2 separate regions of the Mus musculus genome follow, and region 2 is linked to region 1. A link is a loop called in an ENCODE intact Hi-C map of the cell type or tissue named here. Cell type or tissue: heart. All regions are shown on one strand. Links, peaks and the distances in the headings refer to the core of each region. The heading gives the core; the rest is flanking DNA.

What was found. A loop is a pair of places that touch in the nucleus more often than their neighbours do. Peaks named below come from ENCODE experiments on the same cell type or tissue, not always from the same donor. Only the 100,000 strongest peaks of a DNase experiment are listed, where the experiment ranks them.
Region 2: it touches region 1 in a loop (1.8-fold over the local background); 2 of 42 quality-filtered maps call a loop at or near these places.

The regions. Positions count from the first base shown.
Region 1 is chr12:102,194,782-102,210,108 of GRCm38, reverse strand. The region is part of intron 2 of Slc24a4 (solute carrier family 24 (sodium/potassium/calcium exchanger), member 4); the gene reads right to left. Among named protein-coding and RNA genes, the nearest start is that of Gm25203, 51 kb to the left of the region's middle. In heart, for the core only: no CTCF peak of the experiment used is centred there; a DNase peak (open chromatin) is centred at 6,988.
Region 2 is chr12:102,262,394-102,277,720 of GRCm38, reverse strand. It overlaps Slc24a4 (solute carrier family 24 (sodium/potassium/calcium exchanger), member 4), which reads right to left. Exons shown (of 17, transcript NM_001362345.1): 15 at 13,271-13,383; 16 at 12,779-12,844; 17 at 10,588-11,376. The coding sequence ends at 11,224. Among named protein-coding and RNA genes, the nearest start is that of Rin3, 13 kb to the left of the region's middle. In heart, for the core only: no CTCF peak of the experiment used is centred there; a DNase peak (open chromatin) is centred at 6,020.

The DNA of each region.
Region 1 (15,327 bases), core at 3,817-11,816:
AAGAAAGAAGCCACTGAAGGGTAGAGTGGATGTAGGCACATGGCCAAGCGAAACACAGCAAGTTTCTCGGGGAAACAGACAAAATAGCATAGAGGGCTGGTATCTGCCCAGCCCCAGTGCTCAAAAGCTTATTATAAATCTAAAGGTCTCCATGTCTTTTATTTCGGAACTAAATGATTTGAAATGGGGTGAAAACCCCTTATAGATATTTAAAGGGAACAAGGGGGTATAGCGAACCCCCAAAACAATATTAACTACACCTATCACCGCGGAAATACCCCTAGCTTGAAAGAGTAGGAGTTAACACCTGTACCCCGAGTGTTTACCTAACCAGGCGTCAAGCGGGGTGCTGAGTCTCAGGCATCTGCCCCCGTGGCACACCTGATCTAGTGTATTGGGACAAGCAAACAATTGACTGAGCAACAAACAAAATGCCTCTGGGATGGTGACTGAGCCAGCCACTGCTGACTTGGGGGAAGTGGAAGACTGAAGAGGCTCCCTAGAAGGAAGGTGCTCATGTCTAGGCCCGAAGCTTGCATTGCCAACTTATCAAGCCCTGATCTCCCAGACAATCCCAAGGAGCTCATTCCCACTTACTGATGAGCAAGCTGGCATTCAAGGCTAAAGGAGTCACCTACAGTCACACAACCACCGCAGGGAGCAGGCAAAGAACTGAGGCGGAGCTCAATCAATACCCGGCTTTCCTCAGTTGGGTATTTTATCTACAACAGATACCCTTCTCAGGGCCAAGGTCTCTTTTATCTGAGGGGCAGGCTCTGTTTTCCAGGGATCTCAAAAGGCCATGACCAGAGACTGTGCTCTTGGAAAGAAGAGTGTGTCTGGCATTTCGCTGGTCAAGTTCATCTATAGGCCACAACCCACTACAAATTCCATGGATCCTGGGGTGACCCAGCATGAAGATTCCTCAACCTCCTTAGAACAATTGGTAGTACAGATCACTTCTCAGGCTGGTGAGAGGGCTCAGTGGGTAAGTACTTACTGTACAAGTGTGAGAATCTAAGTTCAAATTCCCAGCACTCCATGTAAAAGAAAAGGTACGACAGTACATGACCGAGATCTGAGCGTGGAGATGGGTGGATGCCAGGGGCTGGCGGGCCAGCTATAATGAAGATCTTCAGGTTCAGTAAGACACTGTATCTCAGAAAAGTAATGCAAATGGCCATACAGATAGCTTAGTAGTTACGGGCATGAACTGCTTTTCCAGAGGACCTGGGTTTGATTCTACCCTCCATATTGCAGCTAAACATTTGTAAGTAAAGTTTCATGGGGATTTGACACACCCTCTTCTGACCTCTATGAGTGCCAGACATACTCATGGTACACAGACATGCATGCAGGTAAAATATCCACTTACCCATGTTAAAAAAAAAAAAGATATATAAATCTCAAAAAAAGTAAGGCAGAAAGCAATAGAGGAAGATATGTGTGTATGTCATCTACCTGACATCCATTCACCTGTCCATCCATCCACCTGTTATCCACTCACATGTCCATCCACCTGCCCATCTGCCTGTCCATCCACCCATCCATCCACCTATCCATTCCACCTGTCTATCCACCTGTCATGCATCTCTTCATCTATTTATCCATCCATCTACCCACCCACTCACCATCCATCCATCCACCCATCTACTTATCCATTCTCTATATGATAACGTCTATTTTTGGCGGTGTGGAGTTCTCTGAGTTTTGAGAAATGCATGAGGCCATGCATCCACCATTGTACTCTAAGATAAAATAGCTCCATGATCTCCCAAGTTTCTTGGCCACGAAGGATTGATATGTGCTCTTTCCAGGTCTTACCAATGGAGCTCTATTACCGAGAGCTTCTTCAAGTTAGTGTCACATTAATGACATGGAGAGACACCCACCTTTTACATTCCCATTCTTCAGCCAACATTGTTTAGCTTCTTTGATCCCCTCTCATCTTACTGTAATGTAGAGGGTCCCCATCCATGGCAGGACCCCCAAACTCTGTGTTCTTAGAGCTTCGTCCCTAGCCTCCTTCTCTTTCTCCTCATTCTCTGTGGTTTGGATTTTCTAATCTCTGAAGACACCTTCCAAGTTTTAATCTTTCCAAGCAGCAGTTGTTCTTTTTTCTTTTCTTTTCTTTTCTTTTCTTTTTTTTTCTTTCTTTGAGACAGAGTTTCTCTGTGTAGCCCTGGCTGTCCTGAAACTCACTCTGTAGACCAGGCTGGCATCAAACTCAGAAATCTGCCTGCCTCTGCCTCCCAAGTGCTGGGATTAAAGGTGTGCACCACCACTGCCCGGCTTCCAAGCAGCAGTTGTAACACAATTCTTCCTGTAGGTACCCTGAATGCATTCTCAGTGAATAGACCACCATCTACATGGGCTGCAGGAAGGTAATTCTGGCACTCTTGATATCTCTTGTTCCCTCAGGGCTTACGAAGCAGAATAGAACACGACACACCCAGCTTCTATTTCACTCCCTTCCATGAGCCTTCCCATGTAGAACATTTATACCAGCATACACCCGGCTCTGATGAGCCTCGGTTCACTTACAGCTATAGTTCTGACTGTAAAATAGGTCCTGTTGACCATGGGGACTTCCAGTGCAGAAAAGAGGTCAGACTGTTTTCTCATTGCTGTTTCCATGGGCAACCAAAGCTGTAGACACTGACAGGCTCAGTTGGCAACATCCCCACAACCTGAATTTTGAGCAGGGCGTTTGAGGGTTTGACTTATTTATTCCGTCTGTACTGTTGTAACAAAGCATGCTAACCCGGGGCGTTTGCTTAATGCAGAAAACTTACTTCTCTCAGTTTTACAGGGAGTGAAGTCTAAAATCAAGGCAGCTTCTCAACATCCATCGAAGACAAATACTGAAGCTGGTCCAGACCTTCCAAGCACAGCACTGTCTGACCCTCTCTATCCGTTTGGCCTGGATCATCCCAAGGCGTGCTCTAATCCAGCTGTGCTGGCCAGGATGCTGCTGCAGGTCCTGGTACAACCTGCTACCAGGCCAGCATTCAGGATACCTTTGAAAGGCCAAGCATTTGGCTTTCTACCTAACTGAAGGGCAATCAAAGAACCCTGCCCAGAAGACTCGGAGGCCTGGCCTGCCTGGCCCTGCATCCTTAGCTGTGGGATCTTAGTATCTGCACAGTGCTCTTCCACAGACACAAAGTCCACAGAGCTGGGCTTTCTGGTAGCTGCAAAATTTCCTCAAACCTTTCAATTATTTGAGTCTCTTTAGGGAATGTAAACTGTGAAGTGAAGTTTTTTTTTAATTTTTTTTTTAAAGATACTGCCTCTAAACATGCCATTTTCTTTGCTTTCTGGATAAAAATAACCCCATGTTCTAAGCCATGACGTTTATTATGAAACTATGAAAAGGAGACTGGGAGTCTGGGAAGTCATTTAAATAGCTTCAAATTTCCATTATTTCAACTTACATAAGGTATGTGTTTTAGAAACCACTCAGGCTCTGGGAGCCAAAAGCCCCAAAAAATCAAGATTCCCCCACCCTCAATGCATTGGTTTAAAATAGCTTTGCTGAAAATCTCATGCCTTTCATGGGCAATTGTTCCCATGTTAAGGTCTTATACCACTGTCTCTTGTCCTCTTGTCCCAAACAGAAGTAAACATAATTATATGACATTGTTGCCTTAGCCAGCATGAAAAGGAGTTTGAAATCCTATCTTCAGTACATTCTAAAAATAGATTATGCACTAGAGAAAAATAAAATATTGAAAACCTCAGCTGTGGTACAATCCTTTCCTGGAAGCTTGTGCTTTTATACCCGACGCTGCACAAGCACTACGCTTTTGTTCATTTCCACCCAGGAAGAGGCAAAGGTTCACAGGTGTGACAAGGGCAGCGCTCTCTAAGTCACCCTGCCACGCCCCGAGTCACCTGAACACCCTTTCTGGCCTCGCCCCATCAACCCCAAATCTAGAAGGTGAAATGAGTGTCCCTAGAGGTCAACTGCTTATTCGCATCCCAGTCAGCTAGTGACAGAGCTCCAGGACCCAGAATATATAAGCAGGCCATGGTGAGCCCAGACGGGACAAAAGATCTGACCTCGAGTCTCTGGAACATGGGCTTTGGAGTCATCAGCCCCAGTGTCCAGGGTTCAACCTCAGTGACCACCAACTCTAGGCCAGCTGTTGAAGCTTGGGTCTTGAGTGTCCTCTGAGGGTCCATGTGCTAAAGGCTTGGCCCCCAGGTATGACTATCAGGAGGTCACAGACATTTTAACAGTGGGCTATGAGTCCTTTGGTCATCAAGGACACATCCTCAAAGAAGATTGCCAGACCCACCCCATTCCTTTTCTCTTTTGATGGCCACGAGATGATATAATTTCATTCTTCTGAACTCTACCAAGCATTTATTGAATGGATTATTTGCACCTTTGTTGTTTAATTCTTTGACTTCTTCCTATATTGTAGATATAAATTCCTTGCCAGATGAATATTGGCAACAATTCCCTTCCATTTGGTGGGATGACTCTTAACTCTGTATGTGCTCCAGCGAAACCTTATTTGAATATGCACCCCAAAGAACCAAAGTCACTTCCTATAGACACAGCTTCCTATAGAGACACTCGCACAGAGTTTGCTGTGCACTGTTCACAACAGCCTGGTTATGGAAACCTAGGTTCACAAGTGATGAACAGATAAAGATAACGGGCTGTACACATTCACAGTGGAGTTCTACTCAGTGCTAAAGAAGCGTGTGTTTGCAGAAAAACAGATAGGAACCTAAGCTTATAATGTTAAGTGAAATAAGCTGGACTCAAAAAAAACCATTTTTTTCTAATATTTGGACGTGAGGGGGAAAAGATGACTCAAGAGGGAAATATTTGGATTGTAGAAGAGGAGAGAGTAAATGAGGATGGGAGGTTGGGGGCGGGTGCTGAGAAAGAGAAACAAAGTAACAAAAGGTGGACTCTGTTCAAAGTACATTGTATCCATGCATAGTGCTACTCTGAGTGGCACGGCCTTGAAAAGGTGGCGTATACTGGGTGGTTTTAAAGTCAATGAAGGTGTGGTCTTAAAGGGGGCTATAGAACACCTCTCTTTATCTCTTTATTGTCTGTCTATGAGGTGAACAGGCTTCCCCAGTCAGGCACTCATTCCCACTATGTACTTCTTCACAGGCCTCAAAGCAAGAGGGCAATTGCACGTGGACAAAATAAACCTTTCCTCTATATAAGTGCATTTCCTCAGGCAATCCATTATAGCAGTGGAAAGCTAACAGATGGACTTTTAATGCACAATATCGCAGTCAGTCCTTAAGAAGCCCCTGAAATACATTCACTGAATGGCAAACTCTCAACAACACTGGGCTGTACAACAAGACCCATGAAACATTTTTTTCTCTTGGTCCAATAATTCTTCATCTGGTGTTTGTTCTAAGAATACCATTTTAAATGGGGTGGAGGGAAGCCATACTTGAGAACTCTTGATACCGCTAACCATAAGACAGTGGGAGCCACCAGCTGTCCAGGCAGACAGTCATGGTCAAATTATTGTTATACTTCTCTTTAGTCTTTCCTTGGCCATTGCACTGTTGCTGATTTGGAGGGTCTACATCCTTGACTGAGAGGGGCTATAGCACTGCCCTTCTGATGCTTGTGGAAAGATTGTTGCTATGGGTTTTAAAGAGCAACACATAAGTCACATGTGGTTTATTTATAGCGGTGAATGAAGAAGCCCATGCAGAAATCCAGAAGTGACCCAGAGTGACTCAGGTAGGCACAGCAAGGAAAGAGGTCTTCATGGCTCCCCTCTGGAATGCTTATATTGCAAACATATTAAATCAACTTACTATGACTCAAAAAAAAAAAAAAAGACTCAAGGGTAAAGGTGATGCATGAGGTCCTGGAAGGAGAGCACAAGGCTTCAAGGGAACAGATAAAGAAAGTGTTAGAATATAAGTGATAGCAAAGCCAAAAGAGAAACAGTGGGGTGGAAGGATATAGCAATCAGGGAGCAAAAGCAAGCGGGCCAGGGGTTCAGAGGATGAAAATCAAACCTAAGAACATATGGAAGTGCCATAAGGAGACCGAATCCTTGCATGGTCATTTTACTAACCATAATGTATAAACAAGTCCAGTATTAGCACAGGGTGGCCCTTCCCACACCGTGATGTCCAAGAATTGTCAGATGAGGAAAATCAGAATGCTTGAACGAGGGAGGAACAGTGTACAAAAGATCACAAAAACTGGAATAATAGAGATTATTTCTGGAATAATAGTGATTTTTTTTCCAGGTTGCAACTGGATTGGTCGTTACACCATTAATTACATTTGTCAAGACACAAACAGCGTGCTTGAAAATCTGCATTTTATTGTATAAAAGTTATACCTCATAAGGGGTTGTGCATATGGCTCAGGGGTAGAGTGCTTGCCTAGTGTGTACAAGGCCCTGGGTTTGAGTCCCAGCTATATTCAGAAAGACACAAGCACATAGACACATGCTGACAGACACACAGACACACACATACACACATAGACACACATACCAGAAACAAAAGCTTTAAAAGTCAGAGCTGCCTGCATCATAGTCCAGTAAGTGGAGGCATGTACCCGTGACGGCCTTAACGGCCCCCAGGTGTGCTACTGCTCACAACAAGGACAAACAGGCAACTGGCACTCAGTTCCTGTGTGTGCGCATGTGCACAGGGCACACATTATCCGGATAGATGTGAGCTTGAGGGACACGGTCCCCACTTTATGAAGGACATACCTCCATCAGCCAGAAGTCAACTGCAGAAGCCTCAGAAGCTACTAGGGAGGCTCTTATGCTGGGACCAGTCTCAAGTAAATCTTTGTCAGTGTGCGCTGTGCCTTTAGGGAACAGGATTACAGATGTCATCTGAGCTGTCTCGGTCACCAACGGTAACAATGGAACTCAATGTTCTGGGGCCAGGCCCCACGTGCCCCCTACACACTCTTGGCTGGCCAAGGTGGCTGCCTGAGGTAACACATCTAGGCCATGTGTTAACTGGAGCTGTCTCTCCACCAGCAGAAACAATTATTCATTGTCTGACGAGGGCCAGATGGCAGCAGGCTGTGGAAAGTCCCCTGGCTGGACTCTCCTGAGAGTGAGCTGTTTCGGCTGCGGGTCGTGATGTGTTCTTGGCATTCATAGCCAAACAGAGCATGATCTGGGCATGCGGGTAGGGTGTCACCAGCAGAATTTCCTAGGACCATGAAGGGAAGCAAAGTGCCACATGCCTAAAACCCCGGGGTCCATCCCACTGCACATCTGGGCACCCAGAATCCAGGTGTTGGCAAGACTGAGTGATGGATGCCACCTGACAGGCTTTACAGTCACTTCGGAGACAAGCCTGGGTGTGTGTGTGTGTGTGTGTGTGTGTGTGTGTGATTGGCTCGATAGCCTGAGTTAACAGAGGTGGGAAGACTCACCCTAAATGTGGGTGGTACCGTTCCACAGGCTGTGGTCCTAGGCTGAATAGAAAGGAGAGATGAGGTGAGTACCCACATCTATCTTTCTGCTTCCTGACTGAGGATACAGCGTGACCAGGCAGCACACACTCTGATCGCCCTGATCGTTATGATTCCCCTATCTCCATGGTCTATACCTTCAAGCTGGGAGTAAAAATAAACCTTATCCTCTTAAGTTGCGTTTTCTAAGTATTTTGTCACAGCAACAGGAAAAACAACCAATACAGACTGGTATAGACTAGTTCCCATTGCAGCCTCAGGAAACACACGTTTCAGGACTCAGCACCGAGTCCTTGGTATTTCTCAGCTGGTAGACATGTCACTCTTCTGTCAGCCTCTGCCTTCATTCCACATTCTCCTCTTGCTGGGTCTCCATGTGGCTTTCTCAAAAGGACACCAGGCACTGGCTTTGGGTCCCACCTTTACCCAGCATGACCTCATTGTGACTAATTAAAAAGTTCCTGTTTCCAAGCAACTGCGCAGTCATAGGTTCCAGGGGTTAGGACTATGATGTTTGAAAAACATCTCACCCTGCATCATACACATGTTGACTCCTTTAGCTCTGTCCACAGAACACAGGCACCTAGAACACCAGTGTAAGCAAGGGCTAGACTATAGCAGCAGCCATTGGTCATTGTTTTGGTCCTATAGTCTAGGTCTTGGGATTTGCTATATAACCCAGGGCAGCTTCTAACTCAAAGCAGTCCTCCTGCCATAGCTGGGACTATAGGCATGAGCCAGGAAAGAACAGGTTCCCAGGGACACTGGGTCCTTCCTTGTCTTTGCCAGCCTCACAGCCTGTGGGATATCTGTGTCTGAGGGGTGGCGGTTCAGACTTGCTGGGACTGGGAGGAACACTGAGGAAGGGCTGGATCTCCTGTCCTCTTACAGGCTCTGGTCCTCAGAGTAAGAAGCTGAGAGCTGGTTGCCATGTGAATTGTATGTGCCAACTTGACCAGGCTGTCACAACCAGCTCCTTAATCATATGCAAATCTAGGCTTTGCTGTGAGCCTGTTGTATAAATGCGGCTAACAGTTACCATCTGCTGAATTTAAGTAAATGAGATTACTCTCAATACTGGGGCTGTAAATTCGCTCTACTCACGTTAGTTGAAGACTTCACAGCAAAGCTAAGGCTTCTAGAATAGACTCTGCCTGCAGACAGCACCCCAGATCCTGCCTGTGAATTTCTTACTGCCAGCCACTCCTGGTGAATCTGTAAACCAATGCTTTAAACATATCAGTGCATACACACACAACTATTGTTTGAGTGAGAGTCCCCTACAGATTCATGTTTTAAAGGATTGGTCTCCTCGGTTGTGTAATTGGGAGGTGACATGGACCTTTAAAAGGAAGTGACCAGAAGCCCGTAACTGAGACATGCCTTCAAAGGGGGATTGTGGGAGCCAGATCTCTTTCTCTTACTGTCTTGTTTCCTATATTATGTGTAGAGCCACTCACTCTAACAAAGGCTCTTGCCACCACGTGTCACCTTCAACAGTGGTTCAAAGCAACTCGGATCAATAGATCTCGACCCAGACCTCCAAAGCCATATGCTGACAAGAACTAACCATTCCTCTATTAATCAGTTTCCTCAGGTAGCTTGTTATAGTGATAAGAAGCTGACAGATACACTATATACAAATACCATCTTTACAAGGATTGATGGCTCTATGGCTGCATGGGGAGATAGTGTGTGTGTGTGTGTGTGTGTGTGTGTGTGTGTGTGTGTGTGTGTGTTTAGCTCCTACTGGACCATGGCATGCTTGGGCTGTGGTGTGAGGAATGAGGAGCCACCCTGACCTCAGGACAGAACTAGGCAGGCAGGCTAGTAAAGGACAAACATTTGAGAGTTCCCAGAGGAATCTGCATTGCACTGCTCTGGGCCAAAGCTGCCCTGTCTTCACACTCTCAGCCCCTATAGCTCTAATCTGACTGCATAGCCTCACCATCCTTGATATAAGCCTGTCTCCTACACCAAATCCCTACCTTCCTGCTCCTCTCACAAGTAGACTCAAAGCAAGAAGTCTCTTGGCATATTTGGGAGGTCTGCTGAGACCTTTCTGGAAAGGACTGAACACCCTGTCCTTATTCAGAGCCGCTCACCTTGAGCAGGCAGTTTCTGTGTGAGCACTGGCAGGCAGACATATAATCCTCGTGAATATTTATAAGGAAGCCTTACTCGCTAGGGTACACCAAGTAGCATGAAGCAGGGTCCCAGATAGAAGGGAAGACAGGTCATGTGATTTCCAGGTGGGTTACGTACAGTAAGTATGTCACTAACATTCAAATGATGTCAGGATTTGGGCATCCAACCCTGAGAAGAATAAAAATGTCTGTGTAATTTCTTCTCTAGGCTTGGGGCTGATTTTCATCTTTGGATCTAATTGTAAAGAGCATTTCCAAGAGAGTCACTAGGGCCTAAGTTTTATTCCTGGCTTTTCCTTTGTAAGCATAAAGGAAACGGTTGAGTTTGTTGCTTTCCCTACAGGCATGCGAGGTTGGGGGAGGCTCTCAGCTCATTATGAACCGAAGGTCTTACAGGATCAGTGAACAGAATACATGATGGGCCATCCTGGGTCACCGGGCCTATTTTATGGCCTTCTCCTCCTCCTCTGGATGTCTTCTGGGATTATCACCTCCCTTCAAACACAGACTACAGAAGCTCGGCAGCAAGGAACCTGATGGCACCCCCAGAATGTCTGGAAAGCTCAGCTAATGCTGTTACCCAGAGCTGGCCTGAGGAGCACACAGTGATCTGTGAACTGCTCTAGTATATGTCTGTCCAGTTAAAGTTCTATCTTTTCCCTCCCATGCGGACTGGAAGTCACCTCTTTGTTTTCTGGCGCCTCTCTCCTATTCTTTCCTGCCAGATGCTATGGATTCTTCACGGAGCTGACAGCATGTCGTGCCTACTCTGAGCAACCAGGGAAGGTGACAATGTGAAAGTCACCAGTTATGCACATCCTTCAGCTTGCTTGCCATGCACGGGGGCACAGGATGCTTTCCTGACCCAGCAAAGATTACAGGTATTTCTACCTTGACCGAGTTTCAGGCTTTGAATACATAGAGCCTATGTATTTTCCATGCTGTCTCTTTCCCTGGACCATAGAACAAAAGGCAAGGATATCAAACGTCCAAGAACAACTACTCAACAAAGACGGGAGTTAACCTGTTCTCAGGGCCAGAACACAGAACACAGATCCACCTGCTTCCACAGAGGAGCTGGCAGAGGACCTGCCACTAAGACCCTCAGTTCCAAAGCTACCAACTTGGGGAAATGACCAGGAGGTGAAACAACACGTAAGATAACAGATAGCTACTGCTCCAGTCCCTCCTTGCATAAGGTGATGATGGGAAGGTACCACTGCAGCCTCCGCCCCACCCAAGAAGGTTCCAGACAATCTGGGACCCTCAGAACTGCTCATCATGGGAGAAACTATGATCTGCCTTCCTACCAGAGGACAGCCATCCCTCTTCAGGTCCTTCCTCCCACCTGAATGTACATGCTGGAAGGAAAACTCAGTGTAGAAAGATGATGAGAAGTAACAGGGAGTCACAAAGCATCAGTGCGGTGGAGATGGGTCTGTGGATGAAGTGCTTGCTGCAGAAGCAAGAGACCTGAGTTAGGATCTGCAGCACCCATGTAAGAGCTGGCTGTGAGGGTATGCAGTGTAACCCCAGAGCTGGGGAGGTAGAGACAGGGGGAGCTCTGGAGCCTGGTAGCCTGCCAGTCTAGCCAAAGGCAAACTCAAGTGTAGTGAGAGACCCTACCTCAAAAAGCAAAGTGGAGGAGCTGGGGAGATGCTGCAGTGGTTAAGGGCACCAGCTACTCTTCCTAGAGGTCCTGAGTTCAATTCCCAGCAACCACATGGTGACTCACAACCATCTATAATGAGTTCTGACACCCTCTTCTGGCTTACAGGTATATATGCAGATAGATCACTCATATACATAAAGTAAAAAAAAAGAAACACATAAATGTTTTAAAATAAAAAGCAAAGAGGAGCGCATTTGAGGAAGATATCTGATGATAACCGCTAGCCTGCCTGTACACATGCAAACACATACAGACACAAACACACACATATTGACAAACAGACACACGCAAACAGAAAGTAGCAGGTAGATCAGGGATACTGCTAAAAATCCTATAAAAATTCATAAGGAGGTAGCTAGCTCCAGATGCCAGTAATGTCTAGCTGTGAAACCCTGATCCCAAACAAGCTGGAAGGGTGGCTGCTTTCTTCTCACACTGAACTCGGATGCTGGCCTCACTCCACCTTATTAATACCGTCACTCTCCCTGTCTCCATGATGATTTATTGACCAGTCTAGATACTGTCTGAACACAAGCTATCCTTCCTGGAAGGAGTCCACCCAGACTGGGAGGCGAGCGATGCATACGAATGTCCTGTGGCTTCTGTGTTCTAGTTCCTAGCATCTAGTTAAGTCCACTTAAATCCACATCCTTCAAGATCGGCACATGTTTTGCCCGAGTAAATCAGCTCTCCTTGAATGGTATAGAATGGCCCCTGCTCATCCTTGCCTGACCCTTTAATTGTGCCACCGATGGTTCTCTGACAACATATAGCCACCATGCCGGTCCTGGGAGCAGAACACGCTCATGAGCCACATCCTGACTGCTCTCCCTAGACACCCGAACAGAGCAAGCTCTACTCCCGGGAAGATCTGTACGGAGGGCTGTTATAAATCGAGGATGTATCAGACTCCCTTTGAGCCTGGGAAGGGGAGACAGATGTGGTGAATGGTGACTATAACAAGACAAGGTACCACGGTGGGAAGTTGAGCTTTTGTGGGATGTGAAAGATGAACAATGAACTCTAGTTGGGACAGACAGCTCTGGGAAAAAGCTGGGTCCAAAAAAGAACGTGCTGAGAGACATGAGCTGAGGACACCCTTTGCAGGGGCACCTCAGGAGGCGGTGTGGGGTTATCAGCAGACATGGACTCAGACAATGTGAGCCTCAGGGACCTAAGACTGACTCATGGCACAAGGGTAAGCTCGGCTGGGAGGAGGCAGCTAGTGGGACTAGAGTCAGCTATGAGGACTTTAGGGCAAATGCCTAACCAAAGGATGGAGGCGCTGCTCTCAGAGATGGGCAGGACAAGGGCATCATTCATGCCTGTAGCAGGGTGGGCTATGTAGAAGAGCAGACAAGGAGAGAAAGCTCCTATCTCCCTTCCTAACCTATTCAGGGGGTGTGTTAGGCTGGTGGGGAGTATGGGGAGATGCTGGAGAGGCAGAGTGGGGTCTTAGGTCAGTGTTCCTCACAGTTCTCAATCATGAGCTACATGGGATGGGAGCAGAGAGAGGCTGGCCAGGTACACAGCCAGCAGGAGGCAGAGCAGTGGGCAGGGCTACTGAGGCTGGATGCACAATGTGCCATCAGCTCCTGCAGAGAACCCATCCCTCCTCTGCTCAGGAGGAGGCTGCTTCTAAGAAGGGAGTGCCCATCTCTGGGATGCTCAGAGACTGCAGATGTTCACACCCTCCAATAGGAATCCAGCTGTGGAGCTGGTAGTGACCTTGGTCACTGCCTTCTCAACACATCCAGTCAACTGTTCTGACTCCTTTGAATGGCCCTGGTCTCTTGTCATGTTGTGCCAGCATCTTGGTATGAGAGAGGTGATATTAGCACCCCTCCTTGTAGACTGAGAGATGAGAGGGCTAAGGCACATGGAGGTGGGTGAAGAAAGGGCCCTGGTACTGGGTGAGGTTCCCCACTTTTGTGACTGTGACCAAGAACAGCGGGGGCCATGACAGTCTCTTGGTGCCAGGAAAATATTTACCTTAAAGAGATGTCCTTACAAAAGTAGCCTCCTCTGTTTCCAGTAGAGAGAGGGGAGAGGGGTCATATGGAAGAGAGACAGGGACAGTGAGGAGAAGGTGTCCTGTGAATGGCAGTATTTTGTTACTTGGCCTGGGTATGTGACACTGGTATGCTGAGGTGACAAAATGCTGACTGAACTTTTCTGGGTCATCCTTCAACAGGACACTCTCTTTTGCCTCTTCCCCAACTGTGATTGTTCACAGCCATGTCTTGAGCAGGCCCTGTATGGGCAACCATGGCTGCTGTGAGTTGGTAAGTGGCACAGCTAAGTCAAGCACAATACAGCATTTCACAACTCAACGTCTTTTCCTTAATGTCCTCGTGTCTCGGACGGGGTGATACAAGTGCCCTGTTTAATGCTGAGTACTCAACTGTCTCTTGCTCTTAGGTGACTCTCTGCATAATCACCCTTAGCTCAGAAGGGAAACGTCTCTGCTCAGGTTGGGAAATCTTTCCTATTATTTATGGTTGTGGTGCAGGGAGTCAAACCCAGGGCCTGGTACCTGCCCAGTCCTCCACCACTGAGCCATAATCAGTTCTATATTAGTTCTATAGCTGAGGTTCCCTTGGCTCCGGCAGGAAGCCAGGCCCACAGCTGCCCACAGAGTATACCAAGCATCACTCAAACATGGTGTCTGAGGACGAGCTCCCTTTCAGGTCTCTGTGCTCTCAGAGGGATCCTCTAGTCTTGGATGTGTGTTGACAACAGCAGCTCAGACCTCATAGGGCTTAAAGCTCCCTGTATTCTCGGGGGGCGAAGGATGGAAGGCACAGAAATAAACCTTCCTGACTCAGTTTCCCCAGGGAAATACAGTGACTGACCCACTTTGGGACAAGGGATGAGGTAACACGTGTTCAACACCAGGGAAGAGAGGAAGGAAACAACTCTGACCTCTTTTTATCCCAGGTCCTCAAGGGAAGAGCCTACTAGTTCTAGTTTGTGGGTAAGAAGAGAGGCTGAGAAAGTTTGTGATTGGCCTGCACCGTCCTGCGTGGAGGGGACAGCTCCCAGACAGTGGCCTCTCTATCCAGGCCCCCTTCTGTGGCCACCGTCCTGAAACAGTAACTTCCACCCCCTGTGGGCTCTGAGGAATCAGCTCCCTTGCTCTACAGTTTCCAGCCCAGGGGTGCAGGTCTCTTGCTATTCTAGGATGGCCAAGTCCACATGGGGAAGCCACTTCCTTAACCCTGGGCCCAGAAGACTGCATTAACCCATAACTCAAGCACAACAGTCCAAGTCCCAGGACAATTTAGTCACCTTCTTGGCCTTCTATTTACATCCTGACTTATCCCCCTTGTGGGTATGAAAATTACTTGCGCACGCGTGCGCGCGCACACACACACACACACACACACACACACAACTGATGTTGTCATCCATTGGATGCCAGACCCTTGGATCCCACTGCTATTGGGTCCCGCCACAGTGACAATGTCAGAGACACCTTGTCCCTCCAACCACAGGCCAAAGAAAGGTTCTGCTTCAACACCTTGTTACAAATGCCAACCACACTTGATTATGCTTTGGGTCATGCCAGACTTCTTTCAGGAGCAACTGTGGCCCCTGGGTGGAGACCACGATCAATTTAGTCTGCCTGGCCCTGCATACACTGACCTGGGAGGTTGTATAGATTTCTATAATAGCTGAGTGAAGGGCCATAGAGAAGTTAGGTAGCTTGGCTAAAGTCACACAGCAAGTGGGTCAAGACAGAGCCCAAACCCAGTCAATCAGTCCTCCATCACTACTGTGTGACTGTGTGGCCTGCCTGTTCAGGGTGGGACCACAGCATATACATAGGACCAAGGGCACCTACCCACTCTTTTCTAATGTTAGTTGAACTAGACTGTTTTGTTCAGATGTTTTCTTTTTTTTTAAACGCAGCAATTTTTTCCAGGGAGTAAACACCACCAGCCAAACATGCATCACAGAATCTGTAGAGAAATATATTAGAAAAATGTGGAAGGAAAAGCTAACAGACGCACAGTCTAGTTAAAGCTAACCCTAATGCTGTCTGGAGT
Region 2 (15,327 bases), core at 2,372-10,371, 69 kb before region 1:
GTGGCTGAATCCATATTTGAAGGAATCAGGGGGTGGATGCTGCCATCAGCTACTGATATTTGGTCCCTCTCCCTGCTCTGTTCTCTGTGGTGTTGGCCTCTCTAAGGGTAGCCTCCTATGGTGCCAAGGTGACTCTTGAGACCAACCAGGATCATGTGGTATGCCTGTCTGTCCTGCAGGAAAGGTAAATTCTTCCTCCTATTATGGACTGAAATTCCATGTGCAATTAGGTAGAAGTCAATGACTGCCCTGAGACTAGGAGAAGGGCAGCTCCTGATGGGCTATAGTAGTTAGAACCCACACTTGGCCCAAGGTGTGTGTGTGTGTGTATGTCTTTTTCCTCAAGTGAATTGGCAGGGGATACAACCTGATAAAAAAGACACTGACGTTAGCCTAGAACTATGCACACACACCATCATTTTCTCCTACAGCCGTGTCACCACCTGCATTCACAGGTGAGGATACTCAGATAACTGTTCAATATCTTGCTTATGGTGGTGTTTAAGATGACTTATTTTTCACTTCTTTATCTATATGCTTTCTTATTGTTCGTGTTTGAGGTGCATGTATGAGTGTGGGCATGCATGAGCCAGGGTGCAAGTGTGCAGGTCAGAGGACAGTTGTGGGAGTTAGCTCTCTCTCCCTCCCACATGAGTCCTAGGGACCAGACGCAGGTTGTCAAGCTTGGTGTCAGGCATCTTCACACAGCAAGTCTTCTCACCAGCTCCATGGTGGTGGTTTCTGCAGGGCTAGTTATACATCTAGGACTCACCAAGCTATGTGCTTAAACTCAGGATTATTGTGGGCAGATTAGAGTTCAAAGAGGCTGATTTTAAAAGTGTCATAGTTGACTATTAATGTTGTAAAAAACAAATAAACAATTATTTTTTTCATTCTTCAAAATCCGTTATCTGATAATAGAGTGAAGTCACTTGTGTAGCCGGGGGCATTTATGTCTCTATGATTTCCCTTTGGTAGTAAACAAAAATATGCCCATATATAGTGACTGTGTCATTCATCAGTTGCAAAGGGGTTGTTATATAGTCACAAGAATCTGACAAAATATCAGCAAAAGCATCTTGTGGGAATGCTGTACAGAGTTTATAAGGAAGGGTGGTGTATATTTTATTATCATTAAAAAGCAAAGCTCAGAGTCACCATTGTCAGTCAAATTGTTGACAGTGTGGTTTTAAAACATTAAGCACAGAGAGTCATTTTTCTGGAAGATTATTTTCTGGCCCCTCCTGTCAATGCAGGATAGTCACAGAGAAGAAGGAACCTGGACTAATTCAGCCCTGAACATTAACTGCTGGTTCCAGACTCAGGCAGGCTCTTTCTTGCCTGCCGGGCCAGCTGGGCCTTCCCCTTGGCAGCCCTGAAAATGAGGGGATGGAAAGAGAATTTGCAACAGTGACCTCTGGGAAGCCGAGTTACATTTTTGACAAGAGGCCAGTGGTTACACATTAAAAGGCTCAGCATCTCCAAGCTGCCCCATTTGCCTGAAAGCAAGCCAGGCGGGGTCATACTCATCCCGGGAGAGCAGAGTTGCCACTGTGAGCCAGGCACTGCAGTCCTACTGTGTGCTCACGTTGAGGAAAGGGAGTCAGGAGAGAAAGATGGGAAATTCCAGCGACATGGGAAGGGAAAGTAGCTTGGCTGAAGTCTGACTGGAGCCTCTTGCCAGCTGAGAATCAGAATTTCAACACAATTAACTTTCCTTAAGGCTGTTTTTCTTTCCCATCTGTAAAACTGCAATTTTCTAGGAATATCCATCTCCAGCTTAGAGTGAAAGGGTGCAGTCTAAGCTCCTTTGCAACCCTACTGGCTCCTGGTTTTACCTTATCAGATTCTAGTCTCATCTGTAGTGCCTCGGGAGCCACCCTATAACTTTACCAAAATAAATAAGTAAACAAATAATAAATAAATAAATACAAATAATGGAGGGTCTCTTAAAAACTGTTTAGACAACGACATTCCAAGTCTCTAAAATCCTGTATACAGTTACCAATAGGACTTCTAGAGGCCACTCTTATTTGAGAAACCACACCTGTGCCCTTGGGTGTACCCTGGTCTTTCTTTGGAGGGGCTTTTCTTTCTGTTTTTAATAAACTTCAACTTTACTTAATACTGGCCCCTTCTAACATCCTTTTCTGTGGGAAAGTCAAGGAACCCTCTTTACCTGAGTGGCAGTCCCTAAAGGAGAACTCTGAGGACGCTGGCCTGGGCAGTGTCCACACAGTTCTGGGCCGTCATTACTGCTGGTCCAGGACAGGACACATGAGACAGGATTCCTTTCTCCTCCCTCAGACCTTGTGTAGGCAATCTTTAGCTCTTTCTCATGTATCCATGTATTCCTGGGTTAGGGGCTCAGGAATACACGGTGGAAATATTTTATAGTTAGTTAGTTAACACTGACAGATAAAAAATTACCTCCAAGCATAACAGTTTTAAATAATATTTTTCACTATTAAATATATTTTCTATGGACAAGGGTCAATCTATGTCTTTTTTGTTGTTGTTGTTGTTGTTGTTTTTGAGACAGGATGTTGCTATGGAGTCCAGTTTGGCCTTGAGTTTGAGGTCTTGTTCCCCCAGTTATCCAAGTGCTATAAGATATGAGGCATCAGCCCTTGCTGGCCTAAAAATTTGAGAGCAGCTCAACTGGTTGCTGCTGAAGTTGCAGTCAAGATGAAGTCAGGCAGCCATTTTGGACTGCGAGGGAGTCAAATGCTGGCGTCATGAGGTGTAATGAACTTCCTTATCTACATGATCAAGAAGCAAGCCCTCCTCACCCTGGTCAGTCACAGTCGGGCATTTCCCAGAGTAGGCGTTTTGTTTATCTTTTTTTGTTGAGGCATGGTCTCCCTATTTCTCCCAGGCTGACCTGGAACTCACAATCCCCCTCCCTACCATCCCTGAGATAGGCAGGTGCCATCCCCTAAGCCTTGGAGTAGGATTTCAGATGGAGGAAATAATGAAAGGGCATCTTTAGGGGATGAGCTAGTGTATGGAAAGACCCAGAACCAGGACTGTATCTCCATCTTTAGCTAATGAAGAGAAAAAGAAAAGTTACAGCTGGCAAAAGCTTGAGTGCCCATAGTGGAAACTTCTAGAATTTCTAGTCTCTCTTACAAGTCTTTTCCCCCAGAGGCCAGGTCAGGGGGACAGGGAGCCTAGTGGGTTAGCAGCATTGGCTGCTTCCTAAGTGCTTGGAGGAGGTGGTGATTGTGTCTTTCTCACTCTTTGGAATTGCTCAGTGCCCATCTCACTTCTCCTTTGGAAGAAAATCTATGTCCTTTCTCTAAGAATCACTGTGGTGTCCTGGGACTCTCCTGAGAAATTGTGACTGACGGCAGGCTGGATAGGATGAAGGCTTATCCAGTCCCAGCTGGTGGGTCATCAGACCATGGTCCCAGCCCTCGATTCTGCTTCAATCTCAGTTGAGGCCCCTGGGATCTCAGGAAAGGGCATCCTCAAATGGGGACACCTGGGGTGCTGTTAAGGGTGCCTGGGGTACAGCACCCACCGACAGGGTTCCGACAACAGGGATTGTCTGCTTCCAGGCTCAGTTCTTTTCTTCCCCATAGTGTAGCCTTAGGCAAATTCCTTAAATTCTCTGGGCCCATGTCTTCCGAGAGGTGGGTATGGAGGTGCCCACCCCAGCAGCTTGTAGGGTCTGTAGGAGGTGGTTAACTGCCTGCCAAGTAGCAGCATCATAAAAAACGGTTCCTTTTCATCCAATTTCTTATTTATTTATTTTTTTTGTTAAAATTTTTTTTGAAGTTGTTTTTATTATGTGTGTGAGTGTTTTTGCTTGCATGGATGCTGTGTCCGACACGCTTGCCTGGGGACCTCAGAGGTCACAAAGGGGCATCAGAGCCAATGAATTGGAGTCACAGATGATTGGTAACTTCCATGCCCATGCTGGGAACCGAACCCAGGTCCTCTACACAAGTGGCAACTGCCGAGTCTCTCGGCTCCTGCTTATTTCGTTAACGTAACAGGTTCCGTTGCGGAATTCTCATGTATACTTTGTTTAGGTTAACCCTTCCCTCCTCCTCTTCTCTCCCCCACTTTACCCTTCACTCCCAGTATTCCCTTTTCCACGGGTGCTCTATTACCCTCCCCCACCTCCTCAACCCCCCTTTCCCCTCTCAGTGGCCCCTTTCTAGTTTCCAGGCCCCTACACATACTCACCCCACATAAATATAATATATAGAAAAATCAGAAGCTATGGTGGTCCATGCCTTTAGTCCCAGCACTTGGGAAGAAGTGGCAGGCATATCTATTTGAGTTCAAGGCCAGCCTGGTCTACAAAGGGACTTCCAGGATATCCAGAATCACATAGAGATCCTATCTCAAAATAAATAAATAAATAAATAAATAAACAAACAAATAAAAATGAGAAACTAAGACATATGAGAGAGAACACAGTGTTTCTCTGTTTTAATCTTTGTAATTTCATTAATATTATACAGTTCTATCCATTTTTCTGAAATGTGTATAACAATATTTTTTGTGCCTAAAGCTCTACTTTATACGTGCCATTTTCTTTATCCATTCCTTCTTTGATGAACATGTAGGCTAATTCCATTTTGTTGCTATTGTGAATAACATCAACAACAAACATGCCTGTGTAAGCACCTCTGCGGGGCCATCGTGAAGCTTCAGCATGTCCAAGAACTTGCTGCCAAGGCTGGCAACGTGAGTTTCATCCTTGGGCTCCTCATGGTGGAAGGAAAGAACTGACTTTCACAAGCTGTCTTCTCACCAACACATGGGCACTGCGGAGTGTGGTGTGTCACCTCCCCAGTATTTTAAAAAATATCTCTGTGTTACGACATATAGCTCAGTCATCAAACAGTGCCATTTTCAGGGAGAGATACTGCCTCAAAACACAAGGTCGGGGGCAATAGGAGATGGTACCTGATGCCAGTCTCATCTCCAACTGCACATGTGCACACCCAAATGTGTCCATGCACATGCACAACACACACACACACACACACACACACACACACACACACACACACACACGAACCTCAAGATCATAACAACTAAGCTGAAACCCTTTAAAGTGTGTCTGGGTGACACGGTGAGATGGGACAGCTCCCATGAGAACAGTGTGGGACTGTCAGGACTCATCCCAGGGAGGCTTGATGAATCTCAAATCCAACTTTGTTAACTCATTTCCAACCTTTGTAATTAAAAGCTCCAACTTCTTGTCCTGTTTCTGAAGTTTATTTGTGTCTCAATAGGCAAATAGAAATGGTTTCCAATGGCTGTTATACCAACATAATTCTTTCCAAAAAATTCACATCTGTATCTATGGAAATGTGGGTGGAAGGTCTATCAGGAGGGTGACTTGTGTTTGTTTACTGTATTGGCAGTGTACATGGTTTTGATATATTGCGTCACAACACCGACTGCTAGGTTTCTTATAAAGGTTTAGTTTCATATATTACTCTAGAATGCTTTTCTGCATAATAGAAGTTAAATCATGCCAGTGTTTGGGAACCAATAATATCAATTCATTCAAATTTAATGACAGTTTTATTAAACTAAGAATCTCATATCACAGAGCATTCACAGTGCAGGAGGTCACAGTTATTGAAAAAATAAATAGCGGCATAAATATATTTATTATTTACAGCTTCCCAATCCCTTGCTCCTGCTCTGCTTGTTAAATAGAATGAACAAAAATGGCGGTGCTCAGCCCAGCGTGCTACAGATGTCTTGTGGGCACTAGGTAGTGTCTGGATGGCCTCAGAAATCCTTGGTTTGGAGTATTTTTAAGGAGGCTCTTTCAAGATTCAAGACTCTTCTGTTTCCATCAGCCTGCGACTTGATAAATCAAGACTGTGTTGAGAAAAGGTCCAAACTCCCTGAGGAAACTGCGCAGCCTGACCCTTGGCATCTTGGATGTGCCTGGTCTCCTCAGGTCCAGCTTGACTTGGCAGCCCTACCTTGCCCCTGGATCTGGTGCAGCTGGCTGACCTTCTGTCTCTTCTGCCTCTGTGTAATCAAAGCTGCCTTTGTGTCAGAAATCAAGAAGGACTTTGGAGACACGGGGGAGGATACCCTGCCAGGACTGAGTGCTCTGAAGGGCATATCCAGCCTCACACACTAGCAGCCAACCCTCTACAGTCTGGAGATTCCCAAGTCAGCCACAGTGACTCAGCCGCAGTTCTATCTGCCGAGGGCCCCAAGTAAACCTGGTGTAGGTCAGGTGGAAAAAGGCAGAGCACAGTCCCAGGGTCTGCAACTCACACAGCTCAAGGTGAGGCTGGACACCCGCAGCCAGAACCCACCCACAGAACACTTCCCTCAAGGAACAGAGTGAACCCGTCTCAGTCATGTTCAGGGGGAGGAAAGGCCTCCAGTTGGAAAATGTCTGTGTTTCCTCTGCAGTGAACCCCAAAAATTCCCTGTTGGGAATTCTAGAGTGATGAGAGGGGTGAATGTTGTCTTGGACCCTTCCTTTGTAGACAAAAACTGATCATGCCAAACCAAAGGTCACATGGTCACTTCTATTAATAGCTAACAGCAGCAACAACAAACAAACTCATTTTCTAAGGGTGGAGTTGGAAGGCCCATATTCTCTCCAGGATTAGGGATTTTCTTGAATTCATGGATGGAAAAGAAGAGACCAGAATGGTGCCTAAGCAGCCACTGCTTGGATTCTGGCAGCACTGTGGGAAGAGATGTGGGTCATGCTGGCATCTATCCTGGGGCTTTTAACAGGGAGTAGGCAAGCCCCAGCCCTGTAAATGTAACGATAGAAAAGCACACAGCCGCAGCCTTGACCTTCTCAGAAGCAGACTGTTTTAACTCTTAGATGCTTCCCAGGGCCCCCGGACTACGTCAGGGCGGATTAGACAAGACTTGACTTCAGCCATTGCCCAGGAGAGGGAGGAAGTTAGACAACTTGGTCACCTGGACAGGAAACCGTACGGTAGATTAGAAACACAGGGTTAAAGCAGAGCCCTGACTCCCTAGCAGTACATGTGTGGGTATATGGGTGTGTGAGAAGGTATTTGAGGATTTAGCCTAGATGCGTGGAAACTGGAATGCAAAGACAGTTGAAAAGCTATGATGCTTAATCCCTTCATAGGGTAACCAAAGCTCCTGGACCACTCAACTGGCTTCCCTAAAATGATAACCTCTCCTGAGTGGCAGAGGTGGAGAAAAGTGCCCCTTTCTCCAACTGCATGAAGGCATGCATTTGATGAAGGGACATATTCCCAAATTGGACATGAGGCAAATCACAAAAGCAGCACCCACCAAGTTTAGGCTGCTTTTATCAAAAAAAAAAAAAAAAAAAAAAAAACCATCAGGAGTATCTAACACATGGCCCCATGCCAAACTGTAAACTTCCTTGAAACATTTTGAGATTTGGGGGATATATAAATACATATACATATACACACATATATATGTAACATGATTGCATGGCTTGTGTGTGAACTTTGTAGATGATATGGCTCAGAGAAGCCAAACATTGAGACACCCCTGCCCTGTGGGTAGAGCCTATGAAAGTCTCTTTGCTGGGCCCACATAACTGACAGCAGGGAGAGTTTCCCAGAAAACAGGAGGAGCCCCTTCTCTCGACTTTGAGAAAGCCCAGTGGGGTTATGACCCTTGACGGGCTCATGGGATGTGCTAAGCTGCAGAGACCACAGAACCAAGGTAGAGTGTTCATACCTGGGGAAAGCAGGTACCCTCTGGGTCTACATGGGGAGAGAGAGAGAGCTGGGCTCAGGGAGACAGGGTCTTAGCCGGTAGGAATCATGACTTATTGCCACTCCAGTTAACCAGAGAACATTTTAGAAACTTTCCAGAAGTTTCTGTGGACACACCATGGCATCTAAGCCATCCCAGGGTGTTCTAGATAACATCTGCTCACTGCCCCCCAGAGAAGGACTCCTGTGGAGATGGTGTTAGGAGACATCAGGGCACCTCTGGCAGGCATTTAAAACCTGGCTGATGGAAGCAATCTCCTGGCGCTTTTAACTCTAAGCAGCAATTTCTTTGTCCCTTTAGCATCTACCAAGAACACAGCCAGCTTTTCCATGCAACTTACAAAGGTAAATTACAAGAGAAGGTAAGACAGGTAGGAGAGAGAGAGAGAGAGAGAGAGAGAGAGAGAGAGAGAGAGAGAGAGAGAGAGAGAGAGAGAGAGAGAGAGAGAGAGAGAGAGAGAGAGAGAGAGAGAGAGAGAGAGAGAGAGAGAGAGAGAGAGAGAGAGAGAGAACACCAAACCTTTCTCCAGGGGTTCAGGCAGGGTTGGGACAGTGTGTAGGTGTGCATCAGTGGCTTGGGGGGGCATTGAAAAATGTCAGCTACTCACTGCCAAGGTGGGCTAGGCGGTTATTGACCTCGTATGGGAGAAGAGCAGCCCAATTTCACACCCAGGGAGCAGGGAGGCCAGAGAGAGCAGCTGGGCTGGACTTCTCTCCTGCTTCCCCAGGAGGAGTGATCCTACTCACACTTTCTCTGTCCACAGGCTGCTCCCCACCTCAGTTCTATAAAGGATCCAGACAGGAGAGGCCAAGAGAGAGAGAGAGGCTGACACTTCGCATTTGAACACAGCATTTGCTCTTATTTTCTGCCTCTGAAGAGGAAAACCTAAGTGTATTTTTTAACTGTTTTTTTTTTCTTTTTGTAGCAGAAGTAATTACACCATACTAATTTAGCTTTAGGGATAAAACAATGAAAGCAATCCTGTATACTAATGGAAGCACGTTTTTCCAAAACGAAGGTCTATATTATCAAATGACTCTTTAAACTCACGAGGAAAAATATTTAGCTAAAACCAGAAATTTTCATTGTCAACCTGTAGTTTCTTAGATAGGAGAGATGCCCAGAGCCTCTGAGGATCATTGGCACATTTAAGTCAAAAGAAAACTAGCAAGAGGTGTGCCCTTCAGACTGAAAACATAATTTCCAGTTTCTAACTGCAGTTGCGAGACACTATATAGCTTCCAGAAGATTCTGAGGGGGAGAGGGAGGCTACAGTGATGTTCTCTGCAAGCTTCTCGAAGATGCGGAGACTCAAAACACAGTGCAGGAAAAGCAGGGGCATTTAACAAGGGCAGGTATTACAATATGATTTGAAATTTTTCTGGGTAAATTAAATATTCCATGGGGCGTTTTTGACCCAAGAAGTAAGATTCACACCCCCAACTCAGAGCAAATCATGCCACTGTGCCAGGCTGGCCAATCTAGTGTACCAGCCAGAGCAGGAGGGGTGATGGAGACCTTTGGCTTCAGCTCTGCTACCTTCTGAAGCTAAACTAGAGTCACTTGATGCTAATTACTGATGAGATGAGAGTAATCCATGCGAACACTACAGAGAAGTTAGGAGACAGAAGCACTCGGAGCTTGCATGCGCCTGTGAAAGGAAGGTGTGTGTGTGGTGTGTGTTTGTGTGTGTGTGTGTGTGTGTGTGTGTGTAGTGTAGTGTAGTGTAGTGTAGTGAATAAGCTACCAGGGAGTAGATCAACTCTGAAGCCTCTTGCGCTGACTTTACACTGGGGCACCTTCAGGCTCCTGCCCTCAGCCCATCAGCTATTCTTTTTAAGGGAGATTACATTGCCTCACTCTGAAGACCACCAACTTCACCCAGATAGACAAAGAGCAAAGCCGACTTAGGCGAGCTACTAATACTGATGTGAACCCCGAATAGAAGGCTGGTAATGGGAGCGAGGTCTCAATGCAGTTCTGCTAAGGGAACTTAAGGAACACAAGCTTGAACGCTTTGTCCCTTGAAATTCAGAGAACATTGCTACAGATTCCACCATGGGCCCAGAAGGACTGGGCTGCTAGATTTACAGTAGCCACCGATATTAAAATCACTAAAAGCCCTTCTCTCATTACCCTGGGTCACCCCATGCCTTCTACTGTGCAAAATATCTCAGTATTCAAAGTGCATCAGATCTGATAGACTTTTGCAATAGAAACATTAAAAAAATAAGAACCTCACTATATAAAATTAATTTGTGCTTTCTCATTAGAACCCAGGGATGGTTTATAGTCAGGAAACCATTACACAGAGATTTCAGAGCTACAAAGCAGTCAAACATTGTTTCATATTTTCCTATGTTTGGGTCCATCTCCCATCCCTGGCTTTGCTTGTTGTAGCAAACTCTGAAGTTGAAAAGACTTAGCTCTAAAAATTCTAAGGTACGTTTTTCATACTTGGCTTCAGCTAACCAGAGAGAGCAATTTGCTGAAGCTCTTTTCTTGTCCGTAACCATCACTTCTGCAATTGCTTGGGCATATAAACAATATAAACATTGTGTCTTTCAATGGGGTAGTTTTGTAGCAGATCATTAACAGAGAAGTTACAAACCCGACAGGACAGGGCATGGCATCCTAAGGTCTGAAATGTGTAGCTGTGACTACATTCCCCACTGTGTCTCTGAGTTAGCACCTATTTCTGGGCGGTCTTCCACCTTTTCTATATTCCAAACCAAATCGTCTCGGAGTCAGCATGGGATGACACACAGAGGGTTAATTTTTCTCCAAGGGTCACCTTTTTGCTCCCTGTTAATGATTCTTTTGAGTGGAATGATATTCTTCAAGTATGATGATCTATATGTGATGTTTTATTTTTAATATTTCATTGCTCAGTTTCTGAATGTGTCAATAAAAAGGATAACAGTATTCGCTTGCTTTTCTCTCTTCTATTGAGAAATTATGTTTCCACTCTTCCTAGTTTTCCTATAACTGCAGTGGTTGGAAGCCCCTGCAGGTTGATACCTTGTCTCTTCCAGTGTTCCCAGCAGAGTCATGGTAACACAGTCTGCTTTCTCCAGGCCCAGAGGTGACACTTGCCTCTGGACCTACTTTGCACTCACCTAGGACACCTCATGTTCACAGGCTGACTCATTTCTGAGGCTGCCCATGTAACAGAAAGACAAACAGCACACAGAAGTCCTTTTGACTAAAGTGTGCAAGAGAGAAGAGATATGATGCATCCCTGCAGCTGGTAGCCAAGAGTCTGTGGAGCTGCTCAAATAACGGCTGGACCCTGTCATGCGGGAACAGATGCCCATCAGCCTGGCCCGTGACCAGACAAAGACCATGGTGGCCCTTCCTTCCAGCTCATGAAAGAATTGACAGTGGCTGCCACGGCAGTAGAGACCTGTGTGGAGAAAGAGAGAGAGAGGACGCCAGCATCTCGGTGGCAACAGCAGTTTCCTGGGCAATGGTTCAGCTTTAGTCGTCTTCTCTGCACATGGGCAAGTTGACGAAGGTAAAGACATTAAACTCTATCATTATGGAGAAGCACAGGAAGACAGCATAGAGGACCAGCACGTAGATGCCCAGTTTCCGGTCCAGGCGCCATTTGTTGAGGTGAATACCAAGGACCTGGTAGGAGACAGGGGGAGAACTAGGCTTGGTGGGGCTGAGAGATCCAAGGGACACTTTACCAAACAGTAACAGTGTGGACTCTAAAACTCTTTCTACAAAATGTAGACAAGATTCTGGTCCAATTAAGACTAGACTCTGAGGCTTGTCCCATGCTATGGTTGAATCTACAGCAGCCACTCTCACGAATTGGCCCTCCCTTATGAGACAGGTCACTTCCTCGGGGTACAACATGGTCTTACCATGGCCCTTCTCTAAGGAAACCAGATCTCCACCTTTGCCTCGGAACCTGGCATCATAATCTTTACTCTTCAGCAGATTTCCCAGGCTCATTTGAGCCGTTCTGGGTAAACTTCTGCTGGGGCCTCACTCTGTTTTCCACATGTTGGGAGAACAAGCTCCCCCACCCCTACTCTCACCCCCACTGCCCCACTGCCCTAGCTCTTATCCCTGAATCAAAGCTTCCCTGGGCTGGACCACAGCTGCCTCCACCAAGCAGAGAGCTCTGTAAAGACAGAACAAGCTGGCCTCAAACCCCAATTCTGCTTAATGTCTTAGCCTTGAGTTTTTCTGCAAAATGGGACTAATAGTACCTTCCTCATGAGGGCTGGTGAGAATTAAATAAAATACCATAGTTATGAAATGCACAGCATAGGACTGCGCATGAGAGCAGGGAGGACCTTGTTGTAATTACTCATTGTTCTGAGGACTGTCATGTCCACTATTGTCAGATCAGCGAGTGTGGAGAATTCTCTCTCCCTGGACTAGTCAGAAAGAATTGAAATGGGAACTGGAAAAGGGGATAACATTTGAAATGTAAATGAAGAAAATATCCAATAAAAAAAAAGAAAAAGAAAGAATTGAAATGTAATTGTGTGACATGACAACCCTAGTGATATGTTTGTATTTGTGTGTGTGTACACATGTGTGGGTGCATGTGTGCATGTATGTGGGTACGTGTAGAGGTCAGAGGACAGTCGTGGCTGTCATTCCTCAAATGTTATTCACCTTATTTTTGAGACAGTCTCTCACTGAACCTGAAATATTCTAGTTTGGCTAAGATGGATGTCCAGTCCCTAAAGATTTGCTTGTCTCTGCTTTCCCTAGGATGAAATTACAATTGGGCATCACTATGACCCCTTCTTTTGATCACATGGGTGCTTGGTCAAGCCATAACTGACCAGGGTCATTTCCCAGGTCCCCTGGTGACACCTTACTTGCTCAGGATAAAGTACCACAGCGGTTGCAGTTGCTCTTGCTTTGGGGTATCTTTAAGTATATACATGTCCTTGGCTTGCCCCTCACCCTGGAGGGCAAGTAACAGGGAGATGTGCCCAGCCAGGCTGAGCTGCATGAAATGAAGTATTCATGGTGCTCCAGTTTGGAAATGACAAAAACTCACAGTGAGAGCGACAGAGCCCAGCAGCAGCACCACGGAATAGACCAGACCCCGGCTGTTGATCTTCACCTGGAGAGTGAAGCACATGAGCCACAAATCTCTGAGTTGGTCGGCCAGTCTATTCTAAAAGCCCCACCTTCAGAGTATTCATTTTCTCTTTTGGGAAACAGGGCTCCTGCTGATGGATGCAGGATAGTCAGAGCCTTATGACAAATGGGGAGCCATGGGTGCAAGTCTGCACTTGGTTCATCAGGAAGTGGACTGGGATGGGGACAGGTGACGGTGGGCTTATGCAAAAGGAAGAGGCACCGAGGAAGATGCAGTAAGCATGAGTTTCCTCCTGCAGGCTAGGCTGTCACAGACGCCATCGAAGAAAGTGGATGCAAAGGGCAAAGGGTAGCACATCTCCCCAGAACTCCAGGCTGGAACTGAGAGAGCCTCGTCCCTCCCTCTGAAACATACCTATGCACTTCTTCAGGAAGTGGCAGGACTTACTGTGGATCCATAATTAATAACCATGGTCTGCAGGCCCCACGGGATGCCAAGCCCCACCAGGATATCAAACACGTTGCTTCCGATGGTGTTAGAGACTGCCATGTCTCCAAGACCTGGAGAATAAGCAACACATTCCTTCCATCAGGAGTGGATCTCAGGGAACCCTCATTCCCTCTCTGAACCCCTCTATCGGGGCTGTTCAAAAGAAGGGGAGTCCTTCTCGGGCTCTATGCTTGTAAAATATCTGTGTGGTCTAAGATTCCTTCTTTTCATGAGACCTAAAGGTTCCTTTTGTGGGTGGGATCTGTACGTGGATGTCCTGACACCACACCAGCACTTCAGATGTGGCCTTATTTAGAGGCAATGGGCTATGATGAAGGCATTAGGCTGAGTCCTGGTCCTAGAGTCCTAGGGAAAAGAGAAATCCAGATATCAACAGTACATAGGAGAAAACCATGCAAGCACAAAGGTGGCCAAATAGAGTTGGGAGAGGAAAAGGCTCATAGCTGCCAGAAGGTGCCAGCCCTGCCCACATCCTGACCTTCATTTTACAGCCTTCAGGAATGTGAGGTGTAAATACTGTTTAAGTCCCCCTGCCAACATTGGCTTTAGCAAATGAACACAGGCTCCTCCGTTATTCTCCTGTCCGACTTGACAGCTGCCGTGCTCAAGGGCCTACCGCAGGCTCTGCTCCCTTTAGTTCTCTCAGCTTTGCTGGGTTTGGGTGGGACCACCACTCTCATGTGGCAGGTGACCAAGGCCTAACCCTTTGCTAGAGGCTCAGCCTCAGGATGCTGGGCCCACATCCTTTCTACCAAGCCATGATTTGTATCTGTGCCTGGACAGTGGTATCCATGTCCTTCTCTGGGTCCACAGAGCATCAGATCTTACATTCTGGTGGTTTTGGAATGATGACCTTTCTCTTTCCAGACAGAGGCTATTGTTCAATCCCCTTCTTGCCCCACTGTCCAAGACCTTGTTGATCACACAGCCAAGGCACTTCCTCTCTTGAAGAACTAGAACAACTTTAAGAAAAGAGTTGGCAGAACTCTGATGTTGTAACCTGGCACCCACAAATGTGAGCAGAAGGCCCAACCTTGGAACACAAGTGTCTACAAACATAACATCACTTAGGTAGCTGTGACACTCATCAGAAGCCCATTCAGCATCCAGACCTGTATCTTCACCATCCTCCTGTGAGCCAGACCTCCCCTCCTGTGTTCTCATTGCTGTTCTCTGATGACCCCCAACCCCAGTGCATGCCTCTTCCTTCCTGGTGTGAAAAATTTTAGAATCTTGGCAGCTTAGGGCTCTGAGGTCTGGACTCTGGTCTAGCAGGCTCCCAGCCTCAGGTCCCATGAAGGAATGTGCTTGGGACCAACTCCTTGTACCTGGTGAGGATAGGCTAAAGATGTTGGAATTTGGAGAGGAGGGGTTGAGTGCTTCTCAGGGCAACTGTCAGAGCTGCACAGGTAGCCGGGAAGATAAGTAACTCTTTGAGGAGCCTTGGAAAGTGTGAGTCACACCTTAAGGAGTGCACATGTCACCTGGGGTTTCTGTAAGAAGCAGGTGCTGACTGAGCATGGCTGTGTAGGATCTGCGGGTTTGGATATGTCATTGGGGGTGCCCCAGTCAATACCTGCCAGGCTTTGCCTGTAGGGAGCCCTATGGAGGTTGGTGCAGATGCTCCTGTCAGAGCACCTTTGTGATTCCCTGCTTCACACAGTTGACTCTGAATGGGGCTCCGAACCCTTTGTCATAGAGACCCTTCTACTCTGACCATGTGGACTGGGTTCTGTCGATCACATCACTATTAACTTAGGACAGCTTGGCACCCCAAGCCTCAGCCTCACACACATTTCTTCCACTGTAGCTACTGTGCAACAGTTTCCTGCTATAGAACCCTGCTTATCCCTGTTCCTAAATGAGACCCTTCATTGAGCCCATTGGGACCTTGAGGCGTCTAGAATTGCAATACTTCCTGCTTGTGTCTAAGGAAAACATCCTTTTGCCTTGTCTTCCCTTAGCTCCACTCAGGGGAGACTTTGTTACCTTTG